Linked DNA regions of Homo sapiens: region 2 is linked to region 1. Evidence: read pairs that join two places in POLR2A ChIA-PET (ENCODE). Cell type or tissue: A673. All regions are shown on one strand. Each heading gives the region's core, and the rest is flanking DNA. Links, peaks and the distances in the headings are about the cores only.

The links. Peaks named below come from ENCODE experiments on the same cell type or tissue, not always from the same donor. Only the 100,000 strongest peaks of a DNase experiment are listed, where the experiment ranks them.
Region 2: POLR2A ChIA-PET joins it to region 1 with 5 read pairs; 5 of 35 experiments call an interaction of 5 or more read pairs at or near these places.

What each region holds. Positions count from the first base shown.
Region 1 is chr17:68,766,511-68,777,512 of GRCh38, reverse strand. No RefSeq gene overlaps it. Among named protein-coding and RNA genes, the nearest start is that of LINC01482, 140 kb to the right of the region's middle. RefSeq lists an enhancer at 2,615-2,984. In A673, for the core only: CTCF peaks have their summits at 3,080 (motif pointing left) and 5,491 (motif pointing left); DNase peaks (open chromatin) are centred at 1,972, 3,052 and 5,472; H3K27ac peaks cover 2,066 bases.
Region 2 is chr17:68,545,919-68,556,920 of GRCh38, reverse strand. FAM20A (FAM20A golgi associated secretory pathway pseudokinase) reads left to right here. Exons shown (of 11, transcript NM_017565.4): 2 at 1,178-1,362; 3 at 2,094-2,144; 4 at 4,970-5,048. It also overlaps a transcript of PRKAR1A not described here. Among named protein-coding and RNA genes, the nearest start is that of PRKAR1A, 39 kb to the right of the region's middle. In A673, for the core only: no CTCF peak of the experiment used is centred there; no DNase peak of the experiment used is centred there.

The DNA of each region.
Region 1 (11,002 bases), core at 1,711-9,710:
GGAAGTGGGGCAGGAAATGTCTGCCTGCTGGGCCTCCCCGGAGGTATCATCTTGAACTAATTCAAATTAAACCATGGGACAGCTTCAAAAGCTCATTGCTTATGTATTTAGAAGCACATGTTTGTACTAAAGAGCAATTACTCATGGTGCTCTGATGTAGGTTCAACCTCTGGAGTGGGAAATCAAATCGGGAACTTTCTCAAACGCTTTTAGCTGCCAACCTTAGCAGATGTGTAAATCAGTTGTTGTTCAGTTGCCTGAAACACTCACAGCTACTTTTGTAACTCTAATAAAGAGAGATTAAGAAAGAGAGAACAAAGATCCAGGATCTGAAATCCCTGTCTACTTATGATGACTGAAGATTGATACAGGATTCGTGCAAAGGAGCCACTCTAGAGAAACCCCTTCATCTATAAAACTCATCCGAGTTTTGGGCCCAGACCCCTATGCAGAACTCTTTCTATGAATGAGACACCAGGATGCCTCTCGTGCCTCTGCTTTACGCACAAAAAAAAAACAGAAAATGGAATGATCTCCTTGATGTGTTTTCCCTAGAACCCACATCTTAACCTAAGCCAATATCTGTGGGAAAGAAGAGGCAAGGAAAGACTAACCCAGGTTATAGAGTCCCATAATTAACAAAGTTTCAAAAGAACCTAGATTAAATCATCCATTCCAGGCCTTCCCAGGGTGAAATAGAGAAGAAAGAACGCAGGTTTACCCAGGAGGGAAACAGCCCCATATCTACCTAGTAGTGAAGCTTCATGGAAGATCAAAACCTTAGGAGGCAGAGAATGCCAGACTCTGAGCCCCACAGTATCAAAGCAATGATGAAACCTAAGTATGTCTCATCAGCAGGTTCAGTTCAGCTCTGCGGCCCTGGCAGGCCCTGAAACCTCCTTCTCTAAACAGTGCCTCTCTTAACAAGAGCAGGGGAGAGAGGGATGCTTGAACATACTTTATTCTTCCTGGAGCTGGCGTATTTCACCAGAACAAAATTCATCAGCATTTTTTTAATCTGAAAGAGCTTGGGTTTATAACACACACTTACAACTAATATCCAAAAGTTTGCCTTCCAGGTGGTTGAAATATCACTATGCTGGTGGTCTATTCTAGACATAGATAGCTGACATAAAACACACACTTCCAAATATGCCTAAGATTTTTTTGAGAAAAATATTTTCAAAAACTATTAACCATTTCAAAAAAACAGGGAAATGTCTTGTGAATTGGCTATTCTCTATGAAACACATCAATACAGACGGTTTTTAAAGGAACATGATCTGAAAACACATAGGCTTAAATATGTACCTGATTTGTTATGAGGTGGATCCTTGGACTTTGTCTATTACTTAACACATTTTTTCATTAAAACCTTAATTTGTAGGCTTTTTGGGGACTAGATGTCTAACAGGAGAAGTTGGTTTTAACGCACAGGTTGAAGTAACAGAGCACTTCCCAAAGTATGTTCTTTGGGACACTAGTCCCTCAAGATGTTTGGCAAAAAGGGCATCTGTACCCAAAATTTGGAGAAATGTTTCATGTTATATATGTCTTCTAGGAGATTCACAATGCACATGAGCTTATAAAGAATCTGAGAAATTTGGAAGTAAAGGAATAACAGATTAAATTTGCTTAACTTCAAAATGTTCAAACTTCATTGGCCAAGGAATACTTATATAGAGAAACATCTAATGAGATCTCAAGGAGCTGAACACATCACAGGAAATTCTGCTAATACAACAAGCAGATATATGAGGTTTTCATTCTTATTGATTATGACTTCCCAGAACCAGGAGAAACAGGCCTCAACACTGAGACCAATGCACAATTGCTCTACAACACCAAAAACAACTTTCTATGGCAGGAGAACAGAGAGGAGACTGAACTAATAGGTCCTTGAACTGCTGAGGGCCTTTATAGACCATTTTCCTAAGCCTTTGCCCATAAAAACTAAGTTCCAGGAAACAACAGCACAGCTTGTAGTTATGACAACAGGAATGAAAAATCAGCTTCTTCATAAATCATTTAGGAAGTGAATCAACCAAGCCATATTTGAAGAGCTGGATTCTAACACAAATCTTGTCTTCACCTAAATCTCATAGGATTATTCTTCCAGAAAGGGTTGGATTTCTATTTCTTCTCTGTAAAATCAGAAAACATGGATTGCAGTATCTTAGAAAAACTCCTCTGCCTTAAGAAGTTGTAATACTCATGAATCATAAAAAAGAAATCAATCATGTTTTCTTTTTTGCTGCCTTTCCTAGAACTTTAAACTTGCAAGGAACCTCTTTGTATATTCTCTATACTAGACGTAACTACTTTTTATTTCTGGGTTACTGGCATAGGACATTGTATTTTCTGGTTTTAGGGAAAGAGGAAAATTGAGTGCTGTAGGGACCAGACCTACAGTGTTTGTGGGTTTTTCTCCTCGTGTGCAGAGATGAGAGATCATAGAAATAAAGACACAAGACAAAGAGATGGAAGAAAAGACAGCTGGGCCCAGGGGACCACTACCACCAAGACGCAGAGACCGGTAGTGGCCCCGAATGCCTGGCTGTTTGGTATTTATTAGATACAAGGCAAAAGGGGCAGGGTAAGGAGTGTGAGTCATCTCCAGTGATTGAGAAGGTCACATGAGTCACGTGTCCACCGGACAGGGGGCCCTTCCCTGTTTGGCAGCAGAGGCAGAGAGAGAGAGAGGACAGCTTATGCCATTATTTCTTCTATGCATTTCAAAGACTTTTAGTACTTTCACTAATTCTGCTACTGCTGTCTAGAAGGCAGAGCCAGGTGTACAGGGCGGAACATGAAAGTGAAACAGGAGTGTGACCACTAAAGCACAGCATCACAGGGAGACATTTAGGCCTCCAGATGCCTGTGGGCAGGCCTGACTGATGTCAGGCCCTCCACAAGAGGTGGTGGAGCAGAGTCTTCTCTAACTCTCCCTGGAAAGGGAGACTCTCTTTCCTGGTCTGCTAAGTAACGGGTGCCTTCCCTAGGCACTGACGCTACCGCTAGACCAAGGTCCGCTAGTTAACAGGCGCCTTCCCAGGCGCTGGCATTACCGCTAGACCAGGGAGCCCTCTGGTGGCCCTGTCTGGGCGTAACAGAGGGCTCACACTCATGTCTTCTGGTCACTTCTCACTGTGTCCCTTCAGCTCCTATCTCTTTATGGCCTCGTTTTTCCTAGGTTATAATTGTAGAGCAAAGATTATTATAATATTGGAATAAAGAGTAATGCTACAAACTAATGATTAATGATATTCACATATAATCATATCTATAATCTATTTCTAGTATAACTATTCTTATTCTATGCATTTTCTTTATTATACTGGAACAGCTTGTGCCCTCGATCTCTTGCCTTGGCACCTGGGTGGCTTGCCGCCCACAGAGTGCCAAAATAATCTTCTAGGAATTCACAAATGGTTTCCTTTGGCTGAAACTTGTTAAGGGTTAAGCAAATCCCCCTGGGGAAACTCAATTTGCTTCACCTCTCAAGAGTAAAGTTAATCGTAAACTGGCCACATTTTCCCTTTTACTTCACCTTCATCTCCCACAGAGAACTCCTCTGCAAGGATTTGTTTCTCCTTTATTTTTCTACTTCAAGCAAAAGTAGATTAACCACCACGTTCTGAAAACCTACTCTTATTGGTCTTCTTTCTTAAATACTTATAAATGCACTAAAAGTCATCATTAACCCCTGAGAAGTTTTTCTGTTTTGTTTTTTTACTTTAAGTTCTGGGATACATATGCAGAACGTGCAGGTTTGTTACATAGGTATACATGTGCCACGGTGGTTTGTTGCACCCATCAACCCGTCATCTAGGTTTTAAGCCCCACATGCATTGGGTATTTGTCCTAATGCTCTCTCTCCCTACCCTTGCCCCCCAACCCCGCCAGGTCCCTGTGTGTGATGTTCCCCTCCCTGTGTCCATGTGTTCTCATTGTTCAACTCCCACTTATGAGTGAGGACATGCAGTATTTGGTTTTCTGTTTCTGTGTTAGTTTGCTGAGGATGATGGCTTCCAGCTTCAACCATGTCCCTGTAAAGGACATGAACTCATTCTTTTTTATGGCTGCATAATATTCTATGGTGTACATGTGCCACATTCTCTTTATCCAGTCTATCATTGATGGGCATTTCGGTTGGTTCCAAGTCTTTGCTATTGTAAATAGTGCTGCAATCAACATACTGTGCATGTGTTTTTCTAGTAGAATAATTGTCAAATGCTGTTGGAAGCAGAGATCCCATATCCTTTCTACCATTTTTGGCCCAACCTAAAGTGCCATCTATGGGGGGATAGTTCTGACTAAGAAGTGTTTATTTCAAGAGATGTCAGAGAGAAACTATACTTTTGGTTTCATGGGAAGTCTTTACTTCCATGCAAGGATGCTGGAACAAATTTTTCCAATCTTTTTTCACTCTGCTATGGAAAAATCTACATGCAACCAAGGAGGTGCTCATTGTCCCTTCTGCCCATGCTGAGCAAAGGATGAGATGCTTTCTGTTCACAAATTGCTACAACCACAAAGTGTGACAAAATAAGAAATTTGAAAAGTAAAAGGGCCAGACGAAAAATTCAAAGAACTTTTCTTGGGCTCCCTTTGAAAATAAGAGCCATTGCTTTCTGTACCTCAGTAAGTCTTGTACTTTTGCACATTTCTAAGACACCTTTGGACTTTTACAAAGAAGTCTTTGCCCCCACCTGCCTCTAGGGACTTGTGTAATCACAAATATTCTAAAGGTATACACATTCATTGAATTTGTGGTGGCCACATCCTTCTGTTCATCTAGCTATGATTATGGAGAAGAGAAAAGTCTCAGAGGAGTTCAATCTGAAGCTTGGACACACCATTTGTGCCTCTCTTTGGGATCCTGGAAAAAAAAAAACCAAGGATCAGAAAGCTGAGGTGATGCCCTGGGCAGGATTCCCCCAAGTAAACTTCCCACCTCATCCCCCTAGAAGTTTGCTCTCCAAAAGTTGAAGAAGGCTCTCCTTTCTATGTCACTGGGCTCTAAGCACTGGGATTACCAAAGTTTATTTTCAACAAGCCTTAAAATCTAACCCCTTATTGGCCTTGTGAACAGGGCAGGCCTCTTACAGAGGGTAGAAGCGGAATGGAACGACACACATTCAGCCTGTACTGGAGATTGTGGTAGCCACTCGGCCTCATGAGCAAATTCCCAGCTCTCACTGTTAACATCCTCCCACTTCTTCTTACAAGCTTCTCTCTTGCTTTCACTCTGTCTCAATCTTTCTTAAAGTGAAATCCTCAACTCTAGCCCCAGGAATCTAAAGGAAGAGATTCTAGCAATAGTCAAGGCTATCATCGATGATTTCTCCTCTCCAGTGGGCATTTACAGTCAATACTGAACCCAGAAAGCTTTCTTAATTTCTGCCCTCTTGGGATGTCGCTCCTTGGACTTACTGATGCTTTTCGAATAGTGAAAACATTTTAGGCAAGGGGAAACATTGCCCTCTACAGGGCGTATGAATCTCAACGTTTTAAAGGCCATCACTCAGCAGCACAGCACATGTGATTTTCAGGGATTCTTCATTCTTCCTCTACTTTTAGGTTAATACAGCTGGTGACAATCTTTTTTTTTTTATTTTTTATTTTATTTTATTTATTTATTTTTTTTTTGAGACGGAGTTTCGCTCTGTCGCCCAGGCTGGAGTGCGGTGGCGCGATCTCGACTCACTGCAAGCTCCGCCTCCCGGGTTCACGCCATTCTCCTGCCTCAGCCTCCCGTGTAGCTGGGACTACAGGCGCGCGCCACCATGCCCGGCTAATTTTTGTATTTTTAGTAGAGACGGGGTTTCACCGTGTTAGCCAGGATGGTCTCGATCTCCTGACCTCGTGATCTGCCCGTCTCGGCCTGACAATCTTGTTGGCTAGAATGACTTCTGCACACATTTATTGCTCATGTATAAAGAGAAAGAGAACGCCAAGAAAAAATTTTAAAGTTCCATTCTTTTTGCAAAAACGTGTTGATGCAATACTTCCCAAAATCAGGCGAAGGTGAGGACATTTTGAACTTGAAGTTGCTGAGGGTCCTTCAGTGGTGCTGGGAAAGCTAAATCCTGTCAGTCCATTTCATAACACCACACAGCTAACAGGAAAGGGAGTGTCATGGGTTTTTCAGGTTTTCCTTCCAGGTCCTGTATAGAAAATAAGAAGCTATGTCTCTGCATAGCAAAAGAAACTACCATCAGAGTGAACAGGCAACCTACAGAATGGGAGAAAATTTTTACAATCTACCCAACTGACAAAGGGCTAATATCCAGAATCTACAAAGAACTTATACAAATTTACAAGAAAAAATCAAACAACCCCATCAAAAAGTGGGCAAAGGATATGAACAGACACTTCTCAAAAGAAGACATTTATGCGGCCAACAGACACATGAAAAAATGCTCACCATCACTGGCCGTCAGAGAAATGCAAATCAAAACCACAATGAGATACCACCTCACACCAGTTAGTATGGCGATCATTAAAAAGTCAGGAAACAACAGGTGCTGGAGAGGATGTGGAGAAACAGGAACACTTTTACACTGTTGGTGGGACTGTAAACTAGTTCAACCATTGTAGAAGACAGTGTGGCGATTCCTTAAGGATCTAGAACTAGAAATGCCATTTGACCCAGCCATCCCATTACTGGGTATTTTCCCCAAGGATTATAAATCATGCTGCCATAAAGACACATGCACAAGTATGTTTATTGCGGCACTATTCACAATAGCAAAGACTTGGAACCAACCCTAATGTCCATCAATGATAGACTGGATTAAGAAAATGTGGCACATATACACCATGGAATACTATGCAGCCATAAAAAAGGATTAGTTCATGTCCTTTGCAGGGACATGGATGAAGCTAGAAACCATCATTCTGAGCAAACTATCGCAAGGACAGAAAAACAAACACCGCATGTTCTCACTCATAGGTGGGAACTGAACAATGAGAACACTTGGACACAGGAAGGGGAACATCACACACTGGGGCCTGTCATGGAGTGGGGGGAGGGAGGAAGGATAGCATTAGGAGATATACCTAATGTAAATAATGAGTTAACAGGTGCAGCAAACCAACATGGCACATGTATACATATGTAACAAACCTGCACGTTGTGCACATGTACCCTAGAACTTAAAGTATAATAAAAAAAAGAAAGAAAATAAGAAGCTACGTCTCCCCTGATGCGTAGCCCCACATATCACCTATAATAGAACTCTTTAAAAATGCATGGTTAGGCCTGGATCGGTGGTTCACCCCTGTAATCCCAGCACTTTGAGAAGCCAGGGTGGGCAGATCACTTGAAGTCAGGAGTTTGAGACCAGCCTGGCCAACAAGGTGAAACCCCGTCTCTACTAAAAACAAAAATTAGCCGGGTGTGGTGGCACATGCCTGTAATCCCAGCTACTCGGGAGGCTGAGGCAGGAAAATCACTTGAACTTGGGAGGCGGAGGTTGCAGTGAGCCGAGATCACACCACTGCACTCCAGCCTGGATGACAGAGTGAGACTCCATCTCAAAAAAGAAAAAAAAAATGCAAGGTTAAATTAAGAGGATTTCATGATGTTAGTCTCTATGACTTCAGTTAAGTAAAATCACTATGAAGGTGAAAATAAATACTTACCTCAATGGTCATAGAGTCCTAACCAACAGAAGTTTCAGAGAAAATATAAGAAATAATACATGGGTTTTTTTCTTTAAAAAAAAAATGAAGGGAATTATCAAAAGCTAAAGATAGCCTGAAAAACAGTGGATCGATTAGAAAATATTGAGGCAAAGTAATTAGTGCTAAACTCTATGCAGAGTAGCCTCTGTTAGCCAGCAGGGAAAACTAGGCTGAAGTCAAAAACCAGAAGGCAAAAACTTCAGGAGTTCCTGAGACATAATTATCAAATACATGGAGTTTAACTCTGTATCTTAAATTACAAATATCTAAATGTGGGTGTAAGTCTTCACCTAGGTCAGGTTTCTGAGAAAAGGCTTCTCATGCATATTCTGTGAATATAAAAGAGATTTTCAGAGGGTTCCCTAAGTATTTTACATCTGAGCCCTTTAAAAAAAAAAAAAAAAAAAAAAAAAAAAGTTTGTTTTAGGCCAGGAGCAGTGGCTCACGCCTGTAATCTCAACATTTTGGGAGGCCAAAGTGGGTGGATCACTTGAGGTCAAGAGTTCGAGACCAGCCTGGGCAACATGGTGAAACGCTGTCTCTACTAAAAATACAAAAATTAGGTGGGTGCAGTGGTGGGCGCCTGTAATCCCAGCTACTCAGGAGGCTGAGGCAGGAGAACCGCTTAAACCTGTGAGGTGGAGGTTGCAGTGAGCTGAGATCACATCACTGCACTTTAGCCTGGGTGACAGAGCTAGACTCTGTCTCAAAATAAATGAAAACTAAAAAATCTGCTTTAGAGGGCCAGCTCCTCCTCCCACCTTTCCTGTATCTATAAACAGTACTATTGTTTCCAAGACTCAACGTTGTCACCCACACCCAGCAATTCACCAAATCCAATGGCTCATCCTGCTTGACGTCATGTTTTTCTAGGGATATGTCCCTTCCTTCGTAGAGCCAACACTCTTGAAGTGTGGAGCAGAGAAAGGATTAAAAGGGAAACGGGATAGGTATTTAGTGAATTCTAATGAATTTTTCATAATGTCATTCAATCGCCACAAAAAAAAAAAAAAATCCTCACAACAATCCTGTGAGGAAACTGAGGCTTGGAAAGTTTAAGGAACTTTCCCAGGGCTTCCTGGCCCATCAGACGTGGAGCAACAATCATGCACCCCGGTCTGCGTTACTCCAATCCCATGCTTTCCCACCATCTCATTCTGCCCCCCAAGCAAGTGCCTACATAGAGCCGTGCATGGATCGCAATGCAAAAGGGACCTCTGTGTTTTTGCACTATATACTCAATCCATTACAGCAGCCCAGCCTCAAAGTTAGGCTACGATTTCCAGTTGACAGAAATAGCCCCATAATTAATCTGTCTACCTCTTCTTGTACTCTCCTTCAAGCTGTTCAGATAATCCCTTTCTTTCTTTTCTTTCTCTCTCTCTCTCTCTTTTGTTTTTCTTTTTTTTCTTTCTTTCTTTCTTTTTTTTCTTTTGAGACGGAGTTTCACACTTGCTGCCCAGGCTGGAGTGCAATGGTGCCGTCTCGCTCACTGCAACCTCTGCCTCCTGAGTTTACGTGATTCTCCTGCCTCAGCCTCCCAAGTAGGTGAGATTACAGACACTCACCAACATGCCCAGCTAATTTTTGTATTTTTGTAGAGATGGAGTTTCACCATGTTGGCAAGGCTGGTCTCGAACTCCTGACCTCAGGTGATCCACCCGCCTCAGCCTCCCAAAGTGCTGAGATTACAGGTGTGAGCCACAGTGCCTGCCCCAGATAATCCCTTTCAAATTAATCTTACTGCAACACAAGTCTGTGCCGCCCATTAGCCATAAAATTAAGGCCAAATGTGTTGATCTTGAACCATAAAGCCCTCCACAATCTGGCATAACCCATAATTATTCCTGGTATCCCTATGCAAATGCCTCACCAAGGCAAATGAGAATCTTCACATTCCCTAAGCATATTTTTATGTCCTTTCCAGTTTTGAACAAATGCTCAGTACTAACAGAAGCATTCTCTTCCCCTCTGCTTCCTTCAGGAATGATTTCAAGGCCAGGCACAGTGGCTCACGCCTGTAAACCCAGCATTTTGGGAGGCCGAGGCGGGCGGATCACGAGGTCAGGAGATCAAGACCATCCTGGCTAACACAGTGAAACCCCGTTTCTACGCCGGGCATGGTGGCGGGCACCCGTAGTCCCAGCTACCCTGGAGGCTGAGGCAGGAGAATGACATGAACCCGGGAGGCAGAGCTTGCAGTGAGCTGAGATTGCACCACTGCACTCCAGCCTGGGCGACAGAGTGAGACTCCGTCTCAAAAAAAAAAAAAAAAAAAAAAAAGAAGAATGACTTCAAATGCCAAGATTCATCCTTGTCCTTCCCCGGACACTGGAGTTACACTGCCTTCCTTCCACCCCACCTCTGCCACTTACTAGCTGGGGAACCTTGGACAAGTCACATAACCTCTCTGTGTCTCATTGTCTTCTACTGTAACATGAGGGTACCTACCTCATAGAGTTGTGAGGCTTAAATTAGTGAATATATGATACTTCAAACACTGTCTGACACATTGTAAATGCTCTGTAAATTTAATTGTTATCAAAATCTTCATCATTTCCATCATCATCATCCTCATTATTTCTTGTTCAAAATTTCCATAGACCTTTTAGTACCTGAATATATTTGGCATGAATACATACATTACTTCGGGCAGGGTTTTCTTTAAATAGTTTGTGGTTTTGTCCTGTATCTGTTCCATCTATTTTTGTTATGGCCTATAGAAATTCAAACAGAATAAACCTCGCTAAGACAGAATCTACAAAGACAACTGTGTTCTTGTGTCTCCCACGCTGAACAGCAGAATCTTGACTCAAAGAATACTAAAATCTATTTTATTGAGCTAACATTTGTTGAACACGTATTTTTTTCCAGGAACTGTGCTAAACACTCTTTTTACACGTTCTCATTTAATCCTTGCAATAACTTTATGAGTTATAATTAACCCCATTGTATAGATAGGAAAACTGAGACTTAAGGAAGTAAGCTATACACGGCCAAGGAAACATCCCAAACTCAGGTGATTAAGGCCTCTGTATACATTCCACTTATAGTTACAAGCACAAATAATACAACTGACTGACAGGCTGCTATAGCTTGGATGGGTACCCCTCTTCCCCAAGTTTAATGTTGAAATGTAATCTGCAATGTGGTTGTGTTGGGAGGTGGGGCCTAGTGAAAGGCGCTTGAGTCCACGAGGGTGGATCCTTTATTATTGCTGTAATTCCCTACCTTGGGGGTAAGTGAGTTCACACTCTTGATTATTAGGTCGGCACAAAAGTAATTGCGGTTTATGCCATTACTTTTCATG
Region 2 (11,002 bases), core at 1,635-9,634, 220 kb after region 1:
GGACACGCCCAAATCTGCCATGTTTGTTTTGTTTTTCACCCCACCCCAGACCCAAGGTATACTATCACAGTTTGAGAAACAGGGATATATAGGAACTGCAAAACCCTGCCCCTATAATCCCACCTACCTCTCCCAATCAGCTTTTCCCAGCCAGATGACATCATACTAATTTGCCTTCCCTTCCAACCCAGAGGCCTCCGTCTTCTCATTCAACAGTGCATTTATTCAACCTGCCTCTCTCATCCCCAGATACATCCGTTTCTTGCCTACCTCTCAAAGTGCTCATGTTGTCCTTAATGCAGGAGTACCCTCCCTGTCCCCTTCAAGCCAAACCACCCCCCCTCCCTGCCCCGTTCTTTAGGATCCAGCTGAAGTCTGCCTTCTTCACTGTGGTTGTCCTCAGGCTACTTCATCATAGATTCATCTTTTCCCTTCTCCAAAATGTTAAGGCTTTTCCATCTGAGCCACATGTTTAGCAGTTGATTTATAACAGCTTTGTATTTTGCTCTGGTTATTTCATAAACATACAACTTGTCTCCTAAATTACAGTCTACATCTCTAAATGGTAGAACCATCTTTTTTATTTTTCTCTTTTTTTCCTGGGAGAAAAGGCTACCCAAGCAGAACAAACAGTAAATGGCTCATTAATTCTTCTTTTCGTTTATAATCTAACTCAGCTTCCAGCCCCACTTAAAGATCTGCACCCTCTCTTCTTTTTATTCTCACCAATTGCCTTCACTCCTCTATCTTCTGATTCTTTGGAACATAAAATACTGGGAAATGTAAGATAGGGAGTTTTAATGAGAAAGTGCATAAAGAGGCCCACAGTCTCACCCTGAGATCCCAGATTATATGAGGCCCTAGTTTTATTCTTAGCAATCTGCCTTTTTTCCTTCCCAGGATTTGTCCTGGTTTGTAATTAAGTATTTGTGTATGATATTGTATAACTATGTGTGTGTTTTGCTCACTAGAGTGTAAGCCCTCTGAGGGTAAGAAAGGACCCCACAGGTGTTTTGCTCCCCAAGATATCCTAAGCACAGCTTAAAGCCTAGCCCTCATTAGATGCTTAATACACTTGTGGAATAAATGAAAGGATGAATAAAAAACTGCAGACAAGGTATCTTGGTGGGTCTTTGCATTCTTGTTCCTCTAATGAACAACTATCTGGCTCTTTCAGGCGACACAAGATGTACAGAGAGCAGATGAACCTTACCTCCCTGGACCCCCCACTGCAGCTCCGACTCGAGGCCAGCTGGGTCCAGTTCCACCTGGGTATTAACCGCCATGGGCTCTACTCCCGGTCCAGCCCTGTTGTCAGCAAACTTCTGCAAGACATGAGGCACTTTCCCACCATCAGTGCTGGTAAGGTTCATGGGATCAAGCAAGGGGGGACTGACTTTCTCCCAGAGAGTCTGGGTAAAGCATCCCAGGCTAGGCTCCAGAGTGGAACATTAGAGGCTTGACATGGACACCTGAGAGAAGAGGAACATATGCATTGATCTTTTTCCCTCTGGAAGAGATCCTATAGCGATAATCTCATCCTGACCCCATAAGGAGGTATGCTGTTGTTTGGTACACCTAAAGGAAGGTGATCGCTACCATTTATTGAGTGTTGCTTTTGAAGCAGGCGACATTCTCTTTCAACCAAAGACCTTATGGCATGGATATTACCATTGCCATTTTACAGACAGGGAAACTGAGACACAGAAAGGTTAAGTAACTTGGCCAAGGACCTAGGGGGTGGAGCTGGAATTCAAACACAGGCCTGCTGATACCAAGTCTGTGCTGTCAAGCACTAAGACAATCTAAGTGACACAGCAAATTATTAGCAGAGACAAAAGCAGACTCAGTCTCCCAGCCAGGTATTGCTGGAGTGCCCACTGAAGGGCTAGAGAGCAGGGGTCTGGGACACAGCAGGGAAGGAGGCTACAGTCTCCTGGGCTCCAAGAGACCTCCCACGGAGTGGTCAAGGGCCCCAGGCTACATCACAGTCTCCCCTCTGGTGATCTGAACCAGAGTCAAGGGACCTCCATGTTGTAGGCTCTCCCAGGAACAAGACTGGAAGTTCTCATTGCCCTTCTCCTCCTTTGCAGATTACAGTCAAGATGAGAAAGCCTTGCTGGGGGCATGTGACTGCACCCAGAGTAAGTGACCTAGCCCCACCCCCACCCAGCCTCTTCACCCTCACAGCTGTGCAAACCCCAAAACCCACTCCAGTGGCGACCTTGGGCAAGAGTGGAAGGAGCATGGCTCTCTGCCTAACCTCTGAGAACTCAACGTTTCTCCCCATCCACCCACAACAAGAAAAGGCACTTAAGGGGAAGGGTTGTATAGGCCCCGCTGGGCAATGCGTGGCCCAGGAAAAGCATCATCAACATCACTGAGGAGCTCATCAGAAATGCAGAGCCTCACTCTCTTTCTGAATCAGAATCTGAATCTTAAGAAAATCCTCAAGTGATTGGAGCACGCTTTCAAATTCAAGAAGCAAATGGTGCCCACTATTGACAAAATATTAGAATCAGCCGGGCTCAGTGGCTCACACCTGTAATCCCAGCACTCTGGGAGTCCGAGGCGGGTGGATCACTTGATGTCAGGAGTTCGAGACCAGCCTGGCCAACAGTGAAAACCCGTCTCTTCCAAAAAATATAAAAAGTTAGACGAGCGTGGGAGGCTGAGGCAAGAGATTCACTTGAACCTGGGAGGTGGAGTTTGCAGTGAACTGAGATCGTGCCACTGCACTCCAGCCTAGGCAACACAGTGAGACTCCAGCTAAAAATATATATATATATATATGTGTGTGTATACATATATGTGTATATATATGTGTGTATATATGTATATATGTGTGTATATGTGTGTATATGTGTATATGTGTATATATGCATGTGTGTATATATGTATATATGTATATATGCATATATGTGTGTATATGTATATATGCATGTGTGTATATATGTATATATGCATATATGTGTGTATATATGTATATATGCATATATGTGTGTATATATGTATATATGCATATATGTGTATATAGGTATATATGCATGTGTGTATATATGTATATATGCATAAATGTGTGTCTATGTATATATGCATAAATGTGTGTATATATGTATATATGTATGTGTATACATGTATATATGTATATATGTATATATATGTATATATATGTGTATATATATGTATTAGAATCACTGGGGGAGCTTTAAAAAGTGCTCCTGCCTAGCCTCCACCCCCAGGGGTTTTGATTCAAGTTCAGACGGTGAGGCCCAGGTGATTCTAATATAGCCAGAGTTGAGACTCACTAGGATAAGTGATTAATGGCATCAAAAAGCTAGGACTGAGAGTGGCAGAGCTCCCCTCCAGGAGTGCTGTGACCTGGTTATAGGTGGGTCTGGACCCTAAAGCCCTCAGGCCAGTCATCACCAGCCATGAGTGGCCCCATCCCTTTACTTCAATATGTGGAACACACATCAGAAATGTCTACATGTGACTACATCTGATGGTGTGTGTCAAAATGTATTAGTCCATTTTTACACTGCTCTTAAGAAATGCCTGAGACTGGATAATTTATAAAGGAAAGAGGTTTAATTGACTCACAGTTCTGCAGGCTTAACAGGAAGCATGGCTAGGAGGCCTCCGGAAACTTACAATCATGGCAGAAGGGGGAGGGGAAGCAAGGCACATCTCACATGGTGGCAGGAGAGAGAGGATGCAAAGGGGGAAGAGCCCCTTATAAAACCATGAGATCTCGTGAGAACTCACTATCACAAGAACGGCACAGGGGAAGCTGCCCCATGATCCAACCACCTCTCACAGCATCCCTCCCTCAGCAATTTGAGATGAGATTTGAGACAAGGGGATTACAATTTGAGATGAGATTTGGGTGGGGACACAAAGCCTAACCATATCACTAAGGTTTGAAAATAAAGGTTTAGGCCGGGCACGGTGGCTCACGCCTGTAATCCCAGCACTTTGGGAGGCCGAGGCGGGTGGATCATGAGGTCAGGAGATCGAGACCATCCTGGCTAACAGGGTGAAACCCCGTCTCTACTAAAAATACAAAAAATTAGCCGGGCGCGGTGGCGGGCGCCTGTAGTCCCAGCTACTCGGGAGGCTGAGGCAGGAGAATGGCGTGAACCCGGGAAGCGGAGCTTGCAGTGAGCCGAGATTGCGCCACTGCAGTCCGCAGTCCGGCCTGGGCGACAGAGCGAGACTCCGTCTCAAAAAAAAAAAAAAAAAAAAAAAAAAGGAAAATAAAGGTTTACAGGGCTCCAGGCTTCCCTTTTCTTCAGTTAAGCACCTGCCTTGACCATTTTATAGAACACAAGGTGAGTGAGGTATTGTCCTGACCCTCCAGAACCAGGGAGAGGGTAAGAGAAGTGAGGTGCCCAGGATGCAAAATTTAAGGAAGTAGCACTCCCTGCACCTAAGAAGCACTCACTTGCCAAGCCCTGGTCCCAGCCCAGGTGTACAGTCTTAAGTAGAAAGAGGCATAAACAAACTAGTCTAATATAACAGAAGGCATAATTAGAATCTACAAAGATGTAGTTGAAACACAAAGAGGAAAGGGTTCATTCTTCTTAGGAAAACATTCTTCAGGGTTTTCAGTAAATGTCTTCATTGTATTTTTTGCTCTTTTCCCATACCAGCAGAAAATGTACTTTTTTTTTTTCAAAATGGAGGTCTCACTATGTTGCCCAGGCTGGTTTCAAACTCCTGGGCTCAAGCGATCCTCCCGCCTTCACCTCCCAAAGTAAAAAGTACTGTCTTGAGCCCCTGGACACCGTCACTACGGCCTGACACCATGGCGTTTACCCTGCAGGCTATGGAGAGCACATCCTAGTCTTTAGGGTCTCATTACATAAGAGGAAAGCGAAGTCAGCTGGGCTTATTGAAGGAACAGAGTCACAAGCCTTGGCTGAGGCCCGGAAGCATGGTTAACTCACCCTTCTGCCTTTCACAGTTGTGAAACCCAGTGGGGTCCACCTCAAGCTGGTGCTGAGGTTCTCGGATTTCGGGAAGGCCATGTTCAAACCCATGAGGTAAGTGACTGCCTTCCTCCTTTCCACACCCAGTTGGGGTGGCCCTGGGAAGATTTGGACCAAAAACTAATAAAAGTGACCTAAAGTCTTTCTGCCAGTTATTCAGAGATTCTCTAATCTGCCCAAGCACAGAACTGTTTGGGGTGATAATAATAATAATAATAATAATAATAATAATAATAATTGAAAATACTAAGAGCTTGTCTTTTTCAGGCCCTTACTATCATCTATGCCACACAATGACCTAAGTTGTGTCCTTGGTTCACGGGCAAGCTTATGAGCCAGATACTCTTACAATGTCCACTTTACAAATAAAGATACTGAGGCTGAAAGAGACCATCTCATCCCAATCTTCCAGCTGCAAACAGCAGACCCAGGATTCAAACCCAGGCATCTGGGTTGCTAAGTTCACACTCCACCACTTTAATTGATCCATACTTTTTTCCAGGGAAAGCACTCTCTTTTTGACATCAAAAAGTTTACGGACTTGTATACCACAATACTTGTTTCAACTGAAAAACTAGACAATCAAGAAAGGCTACTAGGAAGTCAATTACATGTTTACATTAATTTATATTTTATTCATAACAACAGCAACTACATGCCTTGAAAATTTTGTGAAACATAGAGATGAGTGAAATAATATGTATTGAGTCCTTAGACAGAGCTTGGTGTGAGTTTGGGTTTCTGGCCCCCAAAGGATCTGCAGCCCACAGGTTAGGGTCTCCTAGAGTTCGGCCCCAGTGCCTTAGCCCAGGGGAATGCTCCTCCTTGAGATGATGAGGTGACCTGCAGAAAAGAAAATCGCCCCAAGAGGGGCCACGTTACCCAAGTCATGCTTTCCTCCAGAATGTGCTTCTTCCAGTGGAATACAATTAGACTGGCAGATTCCAAACCTTCAGCCATTCAAGGGGAGGCCCATTGAGAGCCCCAGTAGATGGTTCTAAGGGCAGGGCCTACTTGAATAAGCACCGAATAAAGAGTTTCAGTCCCAACTGCTTTGGCGAAAGCACCTCCTTAAAGAAGGGGTTGGAGTGGATCAGCTGCATGTTAGATTCACTTAAGGAGGCTTTAAAAATCCTTATGCCTGAGTCCCACCCTCAGGGAGTCCAGTGGACTAGCTCTGGGGGCTCTCCCCGTGATCCCAAGGCCCAGGCAACCTTGAGAACCACTGCCGTATAAAGAGTTCCTCTGCTGGGCACGATGGCTCACACCTGTAATCCCAGTACTTTGGTAGGCCAAGGCGGGTGGATCACCTGAGGTCAGGAGTTCGAGACCAGCCTGGCCATCATGGTGAAACCCCATCTCTACCAAAAATACAAAAATTATCCAGGTATGGTGGTGCGTGTATGCAGTCCCAGCTACTCGAGAGGCTGAGGCAGAAGAATCTCCTGAACCCAGGAGGAGGAGGTTGCGGTGAGCTGAGATCGCACCACTGCACTCCAGCCTGGGCAACAGAGGGAGACTCTCTATCTTAAAAAAAAAAAAAAAAAAAAAAAAAAAGTTCCCCCATTTTTCCTATGTGAAAGATCCAAAATCCTAGTTGTTAGATCAACTTAAAATTCTCCAGAAATGTACATGAGACAATTGAATGTCTGCTTATATTTATATTGATTTTAAAATCCCATCATATAAAACAGTATATAGATTTAGAAATATTGCTTTTGTTCTCCCACTGTAGATTTTACTTGTCAAAAATTTGGGGAATTGGTTGTCATCATCACTTAGAGTCAAGTTGGGGGTGAATGTCAAATCAATATTAACTTATTTCCCCACTCCCCTCCCCCATCACCACCATCAACCCGTTGTAACCGGTTACACTAGGCAGTAAAACCAGCGCAAAGTCAAGTCATTCCAGGTTAATGTATCTGTCCCAAACAAAACAAAGTGGTTGGCTAACTATGCCAGGACTGAATATAGAGACTCCTTTCCAAGGGACAATTTCAGGAGAGACCTCATCTTGTATTCAGACATATAGGGTACTAAAATATGTAAATAAATACATTGTGTTCCTTTGAAATGAGAGCTATAACAGCAAATACACATGGCAATTAGCAGAGGTTCCACAAGTAGACATGTGACTCTTTGGCACAATGCTCAGCTGAACACAAGAGTCACCAGTGAGGTTCTGGTTGTCATAGAGTTTAAATTATTGTTACAGTTAGTCGAGCACATATAATATATACTCAAAAGACAGCCCCAGTTAGAGAGAGGCAACCTAAGGAATACTGATAGAGAAACAGGAGATGTTAATGAGAAGCATAAAAGTAATGATAAATCTGCAAACGCACCACAAATCACCAGGTCCATAGATTCTGTTCTCCGAGCAAAATTTTTATGTGGCACAATAGGATGTCTCTAACTTTTTTTTTTTTTTTGAGATGGAGTTTTGCATTTGTTGCCCAGGCTGGAGTGCAGTGGCGCTATCTCGGCTCACTGCAACCTCGGCCTCCCAGGTTCAAGCAATTATCCTGCCTCAGCCTCCCAAGTAGCTGGGATTATAGATGTGTACCACCACACCTGGCTAACTTTGTATATTTAGTAGAGACAGGGTTTCACCACGTTGGCCAGGCTGGTCTTGAACTCCTGACCTCAGGCGATTCCCCTGTCTTGGCCTCCCAATGTGCTGGGATTCCAGGCGTGAGCCAATGCACCTGGCCGGATGCCTTTCATTTTTTAAAACTGGAAGCTAATATGCAATGGATGAGCTCCACTCTCAGTTCTTTTGTATCAGGGAGGAAAAACTGCTAGAACCTGTAGCATTTCCTTTGCAGGAAAATAAATTAACATAACTCACAGCCTAATACATCTCTGCCTGGTCAGTTAAAACAAATACAGGCAGGCTGGGCACGGTGGCTCACGCCTGTAATCCCAGCACTTTGGGAGGCTGAGGCGGGCAGATCACGAGGTCAGGAGATCAAGACCATCCTGGCTAACACGGTGAAACCCCGTCTCTACTAAAAATACAAAAAATTAGCCGGGCGTGGTGGTGGGTGCCGGTAGTCCCAGCTGCTCGGGAGGCTGAGGCAGGAGAATGGCGTGAACCCGGGAGGCGGAGCTTGCAGTGAGCCAAGATCGAGCCACTGCACTCCAGCCCAGGCGACAGAGGGAGATTCTGTCTCAAAAAAAAAAAAAAAAAAAAAAAAATATACAGGCATAGCTCGCTGTATCTGCGTTTCACTTTATTGTACTTTGCAGATACTAGGTTTTTTACAAAGTGAAGGCTTGTGGCAACCCTGCATCAAGCAAGTCTATCGGTGTCATTTTCCCAACAGCATGTGCCCACTTTGTGTCTCTGTGTCACATTTGGTAATTCTCACAATATTTCAAACTTTTTTTTTTTGAGACAGAGTCTCACTCTGTTGCCCAGGCTGGAGTGCAATGGTTCAATCTCAGCTCGCTGCAACCTCTGCCTCCTGGGTTCAAGCGATTCTCTTGCCTCAGCCTTCCAAATAGCTGGGACTAAAGGCGCTGCCCACCACACCTGGCTAATTTTTGCATTTTTAGTAGAGACGGGGTTTCACCGTGTTGGCCAGGCTGGTCTCGAACTCTCGACCTCAGGTGATCCGCCCACCTCAGCCTCCCAAAGTGCTGGGATTATAGGCGTGTGCCACCATGCCCAGCTAATTTTTTCTATTTTTAGTAGAGACGGGGTTTCACTGTGTTGGCCAGGCTGGTCTCGATCTCCTGGCCTCAAGTGATTGCCAACCTTGGCCTTCCAAAGTGCTAGGATTACAGGTGTGAGCCACTGCACCTGGCCTAAATGTGTGTTCTGACTGCTCCAACAACTTGCTGTTCCCCCAATCTCTCCCAGTCCTCAGGCCTCCCTATTCCCTAAGACACAACAATATTGAAATGAGGCCAGTTAGTAACCCAACAAGGGCCTCTAAGTGTTCACATGAAAGGAGGAGTGTCATATCTCTCACTTTAAATGGGAAGCGAGAAATTATTCAGGAGGCTAGTAAGGAAGGCACGTTGAAAGCCAATAAGCCAAAAGCTAAGCTTTTTGTGCCAGTCAGGCAAGTTGTGAATGCAAAGGAAAAGTTCTTGAAGGAAGCTAAAAGCGCTGCTCCACTAAACACGAATGATAAGAAAGCAAAACAGCCTCACTGCTGATACGGAGCAAGTTTAAGTTATCTGGATAGAATATTAAACCAGCCACAGCATTCCCTTAAGCCAAAGCTTAATCCAGAGCAGGGTTCTAACTCTCCTCAATGAAGGCTGAGACAGGTGAGAAAGCTGCAGAAGAAAACTTGGAAGATAGCAGAGGTTAGTTCACCAGGCTTAAGGAAAAAAGCCATCTCCATAACATAAAAGTACAAGGTGAAGCAGTAAGTGCTGATGGAGAAGCTGCAGCAGGTTATCCAGAAGATCTAGCTAAGATCATTGATGAACGTAGCTACACTAACAATAGGTTTTCAGTGTAGATGAAACAGCCTTCTATTGGAAGAAGATACCATCTGGGACTTTCCCCATAGCTAGAGAAGAAAAGTCAATGCCTGACTTCAAAGATTCAAAGAACACACATGTATACATATGTAACAAACCTGCATGTTGTGCACATGTACCCTAGAACTTAAAGTATAATAAAAAAATAATAATAATAATGATAAAGATTCAAAGGACAGGCTGACTCTCTTGTTAGGTGATAATGTCGCTGGGAACTTAAGTTGAAGCCAATGCTCAATTACCATTCAAAACATCCTCAGGCCCTCAAGAGTGATGCTAAATTTTACTCTGCCTGTGCTCTAAATGGAGCCTCAAAGCCTGGATGACCACACATCTGTTAACAGCATGGTTTACTGAATATTTTAAGCCCACTGTTGAGACCTTACTGCTCAGGGGAAAAAGAAAAAAAAAAAGATTCCTTTCAAAATATTACTGCTCATTGGTAATACACCTAGTCACTCAAGAGCTCTGCTGGAGATGTCCGAGGAGACTAATGTTGTTTTCATGCCTGCTAACACAACATCCATTCTGCAGCCCACAGATCAAGGAGTCATTCTAACTTTCAAGTCTTACCTTTTTTTTTTTTTTTTTTTTGAGCCGTAGTCTCGCACTCTCGCCCAGGCTGGAGTCCAGTGGCTCAATCTCAGCTCACTGCAAGCTCCACCTCCCGGGTTCACGCCATTCTCCTGCCTCAGCCTCCCGAGTGGCTGGGACTACAGGCGCCGGCCACCATGCCCGGATAATTTTTTGTATTTTTAGTAGAGACAGGGTTTCACCGTGTTAGCCAGGATGGTCTTGATCTCCTGACCTCGTGATCCGCCCGCCTCGGCCTCCCAAAGTGCTGGGATTATAGGCGCGAGCCACCACGCCCAGCCAAGTCTTACAATTTAAGAAATACATTTCATAAGGCTATAGCTGCCACAGTTAGTGATTCCTCTGATGAACCTGGGCAAGGTCATTTGAAAACTTTCTGGAAAGGAGTCTCCATTCTAGATGCCATTAAGAAAATTTGTGATGCGTGGAAGGAGGTAAAAATATCAACATTAACAGGAGTTTAAAAGAAGATTGATCTCAATCCCCATGGATGACTTTGAGGGGTTCAAGACTTCAGTGGAGAAGGTAACTGCAGATGTGGAAATAAAAGAGAACTAGAATTAGAAGTGGAGTCTGAAAATGTGACTGAATTGTTGCAACTGCATGATCAAACTTGAACAGATAGAGTTGCTGCTTTTTTTTTTTTTTTTTTTTTTTTTTTGAGATGGAGTCTCGCTCTGTTGCTCAGGCTGTAGTGCAGTGGCACAATCTCGGCTCACTGCAACCTCTGCCTCCTGGGTTCAAACAATTCTCCTGCCTCAGCCTCCCAAGTAGCTGGGACTACAGGCATGCGCCACCATGCCTGGCTAATTTTTTGTATTTTTAGTAGAGACAGGGTTTCACCGTGTTAGCCAGGATGGTCTCAATCACCTGACCTCGTGATCCACCTGCCTCAGCCTCCCAAAGTGCTT